2 separate regions of the Homo sapiens genome follow, and region 1 is linked to region 2. A link is an interaction called in ENCODE POLR2A ChIA-PET data of the cell type or tissue named here. Cell type or tissue: PC-9. All regions are shown on one strand. Links, peaks and the distances in the headings refer to the core of each region. The heading gives the core; the rest is flanking DNA.

Region 1 (4,949 bases), core at 838-3,337, 370 kb after region 2:
GGAACCAGGGTTTTTTTCCTGGATTACCAAAGAGATGGTATGCATTGCTCCCAGAAGCTAAATATCTTCAGGCTTTCAATGGTGGCCTTCACCTGAAAATGTTATCCCTGTTGAAGCTTTCAAGCCAGTATTTTCATAAGAACTATATTTTCTTTGGTGAACTGAGGCATTATAATGATGACTATACAGGTTCTTGAGTGACTGAAGCCATCATTAGCATTGTCATTATTTTTGTTTAGTTGCATCTCCATAGCAGCTCACATTCACAATGTGCTTTGCAATTGTTCCTTAGCAATAGCCCTCACAAGATTCTCAGGAGGAGAGGGTTAATCAGGATTAACATTTCTGTGTTGCCTAAAGAGGAACCAAGGTAAGCAGAAATGTAGCCAGTTGGCTGGCATCACTGTTGCTTCAGGATTCATCCTTAGACACCCAAGCTTCTACCCTAGTCTGGTGCTACACTTACATTGCTTACATCCAAGTGTGGTTATTTCTGTGGCTCCTGTTATAACTATTATAGCACCAGGTCTATGACCAGGAGAATTAGACTGGCATTAAATCAGAATAAGAGATTTTGCACCTGCAATAGACCTTATGACACCTAACCAACCCCATTATTTACAATTAAACAGGAACAGAGGGAATACTTTATCCAACTCACACAAGCTGCTTTCCTCCCAGATCCATGCTTTTTTGCGTTTATTATTTTTTAGAGATGGGGGCTTCACTATGTTGCCCACACTGGACTAAAACTCTGGGCCTCAAGTGATTGTCCTGCCTCAGCCTCCTGAATAGCTGGGACTACAGGGGCATGCCATCACACCTAGTTCATTTCCTCTATTTAAAATATACATGGCTTAAACTCCAACTGGGAACCCAAAACATTCATTTGCTAAGAGTCTGGTGTTCTACCACCTGAACTAGGCTGGCCACAGGAATTATAAAAGCTGAGAAATTCTTTAATAATAGTAACCAGGCAACACCATTGAAGGCTCATATGTAAAAATCCATGCCTTCCTTTCTCCCAATCTCCATTCCCAAACTTAGCCACTGGCTTCTGGCTGAGGCCTTACGCATACCTCCCGGGGCTTGCACACACCTTCTTCTACAGAAGACACACCTTGGGCATATCCTACAGAAGACCAGGCTTCTCTCTGGTCCTTGGTAGAGGGCTACTTTACTGTAACAGGGCCAGGGTGGAGAGTTCTCTCCTGAAGCTCCATCCCCTCTATAGGAAATGTGTTGACAATATTCAGAAGAGTAAGAGGATCAAGACTTCTTTGTGCTCAAATACCACTGTTCTCTTCTCTACCCTGCCCTAACCAGGAGCTTGTCACCCCAAACTCTGAGGTGATTTATGCCTTAATCAAGCAAACTTCCCTCTTCAGAAAAGATGGCTCATTTTCCCTCAAAAGTTGCCAGGAGCTGCCAAGTATTCTGCCAATTCACCCTGGAGCACAATCAACAAATTCAGCCAGAACACAACTACAGCTACTATTAGAACTATTATTATTAATAAATTCCTCTCCAAATCTAGCCCCTTGACTTCGGATTTCACGATTTCTCCCTTCCTCCTAGAAACTTGATAAGTTTCCCGCGCTTCCCTTTTTCTAAGACTACATGTTTGTCATCTTATAAAGCAAAGGGGTGAATAAATGAACCAAATCAATAACTTCTGGAATATCTGCAAACAACAATAATATCAGCTATGCCATCTTTCACTATTTTAGCCAGTATCGAGTTGAATGAACATAGAAAAATACAAAACTGAATTCTTCCCTGTAAATTCCCCGTTTTGACGACGCACTTGTAGCCACGTAGCCACGCCTACTTAAGACAATTACAAAAGGCGAAGAAGACTGACTCAGGCTTAAGCTGCCAGCCAGAGAGGGAGTCATTTCATTGGCGTTTGAGTCAGCAAAGGTATTGTCCTCACATCTCTGGCTATTAAAGTATTTTCTGTTGTTGTTTTTCTCTTTGGCTGTTTTCTCTCACATTGCCTTCTCTAAAGCTACAGCCTCTCCTTTCTTTTCTTGTCCCTCCCTGGTTTGGTATGTGACCTAGAATTACAGTCAGATTTCAGAAAATGATTCTCTCATTTTGCTGATAAGGACTGATTCGTTATACTGAGGGACAGCAGAACTAGTTTCCTATGAGGGCATGGGTGAATACAACTGAGGCTTCTCATGGGAGGGAATCTCTACTATCCAAAATTATTAGGAGAAAATTGAAAATTTCCAACTCTGTCTCTCTCTTACCTCTGTGTAAGGCAAATACCTTATTCTTGTGGTGTTTTTGTAACCTCTTCAAACTTTCATTGATTGAATGCCTGTTCTGGCAATACATTAGGTTGGGCACATAAGGAATACCAACATAAATAAAACATTCTAAAAGAAGTTTACGATCTAATAAAGGAGACAGGTACATAGCAAACTAATTCAAAGGAGCTAGAAGATGGAGAAAATGCTGAATGTGGACTAAGTCATTCAACAAAGTTTTCAGGAAGCACAAAGAGGAGGGGCTCCCCTCACAGATATCTGGATTAGAGGCTGGCTGAGCTGATGGTGGCTGGTGTTCTCTGTTGCAGAAGTCAAGATGGCCAAAGTTCCAGACATGTTTGAAGACCTGAAGAACTGTTACAGGTAAGGAATAAGATTTATCTCTTGTGATTTAATGAGGGTTTCAAGGCTCACCAGAATCCAGCTAGGCATAACAGTGGCCAGCATGGGGGCAGGCCGGCAGAGGTTGTAGAGATGTGTACTAGTCCTGAAGTCAGAGCAGGTTCAGAGAAGACCCAGAAAAACTAAGCATTCAGCATGTTAAACTGAGATTACATTGGCAGGGAGACCGCCATTTTAGAAAAATTATTTTTGAGGTCTGCTGAGCCCTACATGAATATCAGCATCAACTTAGACACAGCCTCTGTTGAGATCACATGCCCTGATATAAGAATGGGTTTTACTGGTCCATTCTCAGGAAAACTTGATCTCATTCAGGAACAGGAAATGGCTCCACAGCAAGCTGGGCATGTGAACTCACATATGCAGGCAAATCTCACTCAGATGTAGAAGAAAGGTAAATGAACACAAAGATAAAATTACGGAACATATTAAACTAACATGATGTTTCCATTATCTGTAGTAAATACTAACACAAACTAGGCTGTCAAAATTTTGCCTGGATATTTTACTAAGTATAAATTATGAAATCTGTTTTAGTGAATACATGAAAGTAATGTGTAACATATAATCTATTTGGTTAAAATAAAAAGGAAGTGCTTCAAAACCTTTCTTTTCTCTAAAGGAGCTTAACATTCTTCCCTGAACTTCAATTAAAGCTCTTCAATTTGTTAGCCAAGTCCAATTTTTACAGATAAAGCACAGGTAAAGCTCAAAGCCTGTCTTGATGACTACTAATTCCAGATTAGTAAGATATGAATTACTCTACCTATGTGTATGTGTAGAAGTCCTTAAATTTCAAAGATGACAGTAATGGCCATGTGTATGTGTGTGACCCACAACTATCATGGTCATTAAAGTACATTGGCCAGAGACCACACTGAAATAACAACAATTACATTCTCATCATCTTATTTTGACAGTGAAAATGAAGAAGACAGTTCCTCCATTGATCATCTGTCTCTGAATCAGGTAAGCAAATGACTGTAATTCTCATGGGACTGCTATTCTTACACAGTGGTTTCTTCATCCAAAGAGAACAGCAATGACTTGAATCTTCAATACTTTTGTTTTACCCTCACTAGAGGTCCAGAGACCTGTCTTTCATTATAAGTGAGACCAGCTGCCTCTCTAAACTAATAGTTGATGTGCATTGGCTTCTCCCAGAACAGAGCAGAACCATCCCAAATCCCTGAGAACTGGAGTCTCCTGGGGCAGGCTTCATCAGGATGTTAGTTATGCCATCCTGAGAAAGGCCCCGCAGGCCGCTTCACCAGGTGTCTGTCTCCTAACGTGATGTGTTGTGGTTGTCTTCTCTGACACCAGCATCAGAGGTTAGAGAAAGTCTCCAAACATGAAGCTGAGAGAGAGGAAGCAAGCCAGTTGAAAGTGAGAAGTCTACAGCCACTCATCAATCTGTGTTATTGTGTTTGGAGACCACAAATAGACACTATAAGTACTGCCTAGTATGTCTTCAGTACTGGCTTTAAAAGCTGTCCCCAAAGGAGTATTTCTAAAATATTTTGAGCATTGTTAAGCAGATTTTTAACCTCCTGAGAGGGAACTAATTGGAAAGCTACCACTCACTACAATCATTGTTAACCTATTTAGTTACAACATCTCATTTTTGAGCATGCAAATAAATGAAAAAGTCTTCCTAAAAAAATCATCTTTTTATCCTGGAAGGAGGAAGGAAGGTGAGACAAAAGGGAGAGAGGGAGGGAAGCCTAATGAAACACCAGTTACCTAAGACCAGAATGGAGATCCTCCTCACTACCTCTGTTGAATACAGCACCTACTGAAAGAACTTTCATTCCCTGACCATGAACAGCCTCTCAGCTTCTGTTTTCCTTCCTCACAGAAATCCTTCTATCATGTAAGCTATGGCCCACTCCATGAAGGCTGCATGGATCAATCTGTGTCTCTGAGTATCTCTGAAACCTCTAAAACATCCAAGCTTACCTTCAAGGAGAGCATGGTGGTAGTAGCAACCAACGGGAAGGTTCTGAAGAAGAGACGGTTGAGTTTAAGCCAATCCATCACTGATGATGACCTGGAGGCCATCGCCAATGACTCAGAGGAAGGTAAGGGGTCAAGCACAATAATATCTTTCTTTTACAGTTTTAAGCAAGTAGGGACAGTAGAATTTAGGGGAAAATTAAACGTGGAGTCAGAATAACAAGAAGACAACCAAGCATTAGTCTGGTAACTATACAGAGGAAAATTAATTTTTATCCTTCTCCAGGAGGGAGAAATGAGCAGTGGCCTGAA
Region 2 (4,949 bases), core at 1,574-4,073:
CCGGGGGGGCAGCTCCCACCAAGCCGGGGCCACAGCCTGGCCTGGTCATGAGCACCAGAAACCACTGAGGCACAGGGCCATGACAGATTAGGAGCAAAGCCCTCAGTGTCGCCTGATTCTGACACCTGGATGGCTTTAAGGGCTCCTCCTGCTCGCCAGCCAGCGGGGCTTGGAGCCAGGATCCAACAGCGCGGCTGGAGTCGCCCGCGGCGAGAGAGCCCAGGCTGACTCCTTCAGTGGAGACAGCGTCCCCTTGCCGTCCCAGTCTCCGCCGCTCGGTTAGGCTGGATCCTCAGGGTCCCCTGCTCGCTCTCAACCCTCTCTCCGGCTCCAGGGACCCTAACCCTCAGCGACAGCCGCTCCGCAGGTGCTCGCCGGCGTGGCGAGAGCGCTGCACGGCACACGGTCACCGTCGAGGGCGGCGACGGCCGGGGGTGCCCCCGCCCGGCCCAGGCCTCCCCGTGGTCCCTTACCCATTTCCCGCCGGGCTCCTGCTCCGGCCTCCCGCGGGCCCGCGCGCCCCACGGCCCCGCGCCCAGGCGCCGGCTGGGGGCGGCGAGAGCTGCGGGGCCTCGGCTGCGCGCGCGGGGGGCTGGGCCAGTCCGGCTCTGCGCGCTCGCAGGAGGGACTCGGTTTCCGGGAGCGCAGGCGGGCGGGCGGCGGCGCAGGGCGGGGAGGGGCGGGCTGAGGCCGGGCCGGGGTTGGGGGTGGCGGGGGCGAAGCTGTGGGACTGGTCTGACCGCTGTGGCGCCGGGCTGGGCCGCCGGGCAGGCCGGGTACCTCCTGCGCGCCCCGCACGGCGCCGTCGTCTGGCCTGTGCGCTACCGGGCCGCAGGCTCTGCAAAGCCCTCCGGTTATTTTTCCAGTACCTGAACCGGAAACTGAGGCCCGCCCCAGATACGCGTGAGCCTTGACAGGGACTGTCTGGAGTCCCTACAAACCCCTTGTTCATTTACCATTCACTGGGCACAAGAAAAAGTTGCATTATTTGATTTCCAAATTTCACCTGTCTGTAACTGTTGGCTTACGGTGAACATTCACTAGTTGGTTTGGGGATTGGTGGCACAGAAGCAAATAGCTGTGATTTTACACTCAATCTATTTTAGCAAACATAAGCTCAGAACAGGTTGTCATTGGCGAGACGCTATTATTTTTCAATATCACCCTTGATGGCACTATCTGGTTTCTATTTCTGTAACTATGTAAGGCACCGTATAATGACATTTTGAGTTAAATGATTCCATATTTCCTGTATATTGTGAATAAAAGTTCTCCAGAAGGAATCTTCCAGTAAGCAGTTTGTAAACTGGAGAGGCACAACCTTTATTGTAAAACAAAGGTGCCCTTCCAAAGAACAAAGGGAAGGCTCGGGTTTCATAGCAAATGGTCCCACACAGGTTTCCTGTGCAAATGAAGGTTTGAAATTTGCTTAGTTCTGATTGCTTTACAAGGCCAACTTCTGATCGATCAATACATCTGAGTCCTGACTGGGTGATACAGCTGAGCCCTGATTGGCCAAGGCAGGTGAGCTCTGATTGGTTGGTTCAGGTGAGCTCTGAAAATCCCAGAAACAAGAAGGTGCTGGTTTCCAGAGAGCTCAGCATATGTGACCTTTAGTCAGCAAGTGACCACTTGGCTCTATTTTGAATTTAGACCAATACAGTCCAGTTATTTGACATGTAAAAACGGAAAAATAAAATAAAATAAAACAGATTTAGGCCGAGTTAGCCACTCAGGATCCATCTTGAAGAATTGGCTCTTGAAAGTTCACATTTATTCACAATATCTAGTGAACATTTTAGCTCCCCTAGGAATTGGCAACCTAGAGAGGTCCATTTCTTGATTTGATGCTGCTAAAATGAAGCTGACCAGGCTCTCTACAAGCAGCAACAACCATGATAACACCTAATATTTATTGAGTGCTAGGCAATAAGCTGTCCTAAAACATTTAATCCTCACGGCAACCCTATGAGTTAGGAAGCTTTACACCTCATGAGGAAACTGAGGCACAGAGAGGCTGAGTAACCTGATCAAGGACGCACGGACAGGCAATCAGGCAAGACCCAAAGACCATGCTCTAAATCAGCAGTCTGCAACCTTTTTGGCACCAGGGAGGGACTGGTTTCTGTGGAAGGCAATTCTTCCACAGATAGGGGAGGTGGGAGTGGATGGTGTTTCAGGATGATTCAAGCACCTTACATTTATTGTGTGCACTTTATTTCTGTTATTATTACATTGTAATATATAATGAAATGATTTTATAACTCACCATAATGTAGAATCAGTGGGAGCACTAAGCTTGTTTTCCTGAAACTAGACAATCCCATCTAGGGGTGATAGGAGACGGCGACACATCATCAAGCACTAGATTCTCATAAGGAATGCACAACATAGATCCTTCGCACACACAGTTCACGATAGTGTTTGCACTCCCATGAGAATCTAATGCCGCAGCTGATCTGACAGGAGGTGGAGCTCAGGTGGTAATACAAGCAATGGGGAGTGCCTGTAAATGCAGATGAAGCTTTGCTCTCAATCCCCCACCCCCAACATGGTCCTAACAGGCCATGAACAGGGGATTGGGGACCCTTGCTCTAAATCAATGTGCAACACTACTGCTTAATCTTTTTAGATGGGGATCTGATGCTAGGTTTAATAATCCTATAACTTATTAGTTCATTTCTTCACTCTACAAATATTCACTTCAGTATTCACCTACTGTATATATGCCAAGCACTGGTTAAAACAATGAACTGAAAACTCCAAGAGCTTGCAGCTAGCAGGGAATATAAGCAGTAGTGTGAGGTACACTTGTAAATTGTAAACTTGGGAGGCTGAGTGGGATGTCTTTGAGGGGGGAAATCCTGAAGGAGGGAGCCACAAAGAACAGAAGCCCAACAACTACATGCAAACTCCTTTAAACTCTTGGCAGATTCCTGAATGAACAATGCAAGGAGGAAGAATCTAGATAACCTGAAGGAGATCAATAGTGAGCAGAGATCTGAGCAGTTAGTTACCGTCTCTGGGAAAGTTCCACCATCTGAGAGGGACTTGGTTCTATTGTGCTTTCCACTGAAACCCTAGAATGACCACCCCTTAGCAGGAAAGACTGCATCCCAGCATTAAGGGATATACCCTAGAATTAGGGACAAAACCAAAAGAAATTCATCCAAACAAAGCACAAAACCAAATCTCCACAAAACCAAGGTGAGTTTTCAATAATTTAACTTACTGTTAGAACAAAACTTGACACTCTTCAAAGGAAAATAGAATGCAGAGCATCTACAATGTATCATTCACAATGTTCATCATATGACAAAAAATTATTAGACATTCAAAAAAGCAGGAAAATGTGAGCCATAGTCAAGAGAAAAAAATCAATCGAAATAGACCCACAGGTGACCAAGATATTGGGATCAAAAGACAAGGAATTAAAAAGAAAAACTATGATAAATATGGTTAAAAAACACTTTCAGCAAAATATAGATATAACGGGTAAAGAAACCAGGCATTTCAGCAGAAATATAACCATTTTTTAAATAAAGTGCCAAAAGGAATATAAATAAATCCACATCAATGAAGGCGATATCTGTATCTTTATTACCCCAGAATGAAGAGACATCCCAACTTTTGCCCTCCAGGGGGAAGCCTGGGCAGGTTTGCCAACAGCCCCTGTGTAAGTTCAGGGCCTCCTAATATTAGGGTCCCTTTTTTTTTTTTTTTTTTTTAAGACGGAGTCTCGCTCTGTCACCCAGGCTGGAGTGCAGTGGCACCATCTCGGCTCACTGCAACCTCTGCCTCCCAGGTTCAAGTGATTCCCTTGCCTCAGCCTCCCAAGTAGCTACGATTACAGGTGCACGCCACCATGCCTGGCTAATTTTTTGTATTTTTAGTAGAGACGGGGTTTCACCGTGTTAGCCAGGATGGTCTCAATCTCCTGACCTCGTGATCCGCCCGCCTCGGCCTCCCAAAGTGCTGGGATGACAGGCGTGAGCCGCCGCGCCCGACCAGGGTCCCTTTTCGTAATGTGCTTCACTATGTGTTCAGGTAACATATGGAGCTCATCACAAGTCCCTGTAGAAAGTGGGGCTCAAGGCCGGGCGTGGTGGCGGGCGCCTGTAATCCCAGCTACTCTGGAGGCTGAGGCAGGAGAATTGTTTGAACCCGGGAAGTGGAGCTTGCATTGAGCCGAGATCGCGCCTTTGCACTCCAGCCTGGGCGACACAGCGAGACTCTGTCTCAAAAAAAAAAGAAAAAAAAAAGTGGGGCTCAAGGAGTCTGTGTATTACTGCTGCTGTGAGTAATAAATTGTCTTCCACCATCTTCTATTAGAATCTATGAAATTGTGATGGGTTATCTAGTTAGCTTGCAAGCAGAATAAAAACTCAGACCCTTTCACAGTTACTGACTTAACAGAGATAAAGATAAAACTCTTAAAAGCAACCAAATAAAAAAATGTACATTGCATACAGGAATGACGGATAATTTTTCATCAGAAACCATGTAGGCCAGAGGACAAAATGTTGTTTTGTTTGTTTGTTTGTTTGAGATGGAGTCTTGCTCTGTCTCCCAGGCTGGAGTGCAGTGGTGCAAGCTCGGCTCACTACAACCTCTGCCTCCCAGGTTCAAGTGATTACCTTGCCTCAGCCTCCCAAGTAGCTACGATTACAGGTGCACGCCACCATGCCTGGCTAATTTTCATATTTTTGATAGAGACAGGGTTTCGCCATGCTGTTAGGCTGCTCTCGGACTCCTGGCCTCAAGTGATCCCCCGGCCTCGGCCTCCCAAAGTGCTGGGATTACAGGCGTAAGCCACCAGGCCGAGCCAGAATGGAATATCATCTTTAAAGTGCTAAAAGGAAAAAAGCTAGCAACTTACAGTGACTTTATCCCCTAAAAAATTTGTAAATAGGAAGTAAGACATCTTCAAATAAATAAAATCCGACAGT

Evidence for each region. ChIA-PET counts read pairs that join two places held together with the same protein. Peaks named below come from ENCODE experiments on the same cell type or tissue, not always from the same donor. Only the 100,000 strongest peaks of a DNase experiment are listed, where the experiment ranks them.
Region 1: POLR2A ChIA-PET joins it to region 2 with 6 read pairs; 1 of 35 experiments calls an interaction of 5 or more read pairs at or near these places.

What each region holds. Positions count from the first base shown.
Region 1 is chr2:112,781,417-112,786,365 of GRCh38, reverse strand. IL1A (interleukin 1 alpha) reads left to right here and starts at 1,873. Exons shown (of 7, transcript NM_000575.5): 1 at 1,873-1,923; 2 at 2,588-2,642; 3 at 3,602-3,650; 4 at 4,540-4,762. The coding sequence starts at 2,596. In PC-9, for the core only: no CTCF peak of the experiment used is centred there; a DNase peak (open chromatin) is centred at 1,885; H3K4me3 peaks cover 1,057 bases; H3K27ac peaks cover 1,766 bases.
Region 2 is chr2:113,153,060-113,158,008 of GRCh38, reverse strand. No RefSeq gene overlaps it. Among named protein-coding and RNA genes, the nearest start is that of PSD4, 18 kb to the left of the region's middle. RefSeq lists a silencer at 418-947. In PC-9, for the core only: no CTCF peak of the experiment used is centred there; no DNase peak of the experiment used is centred there.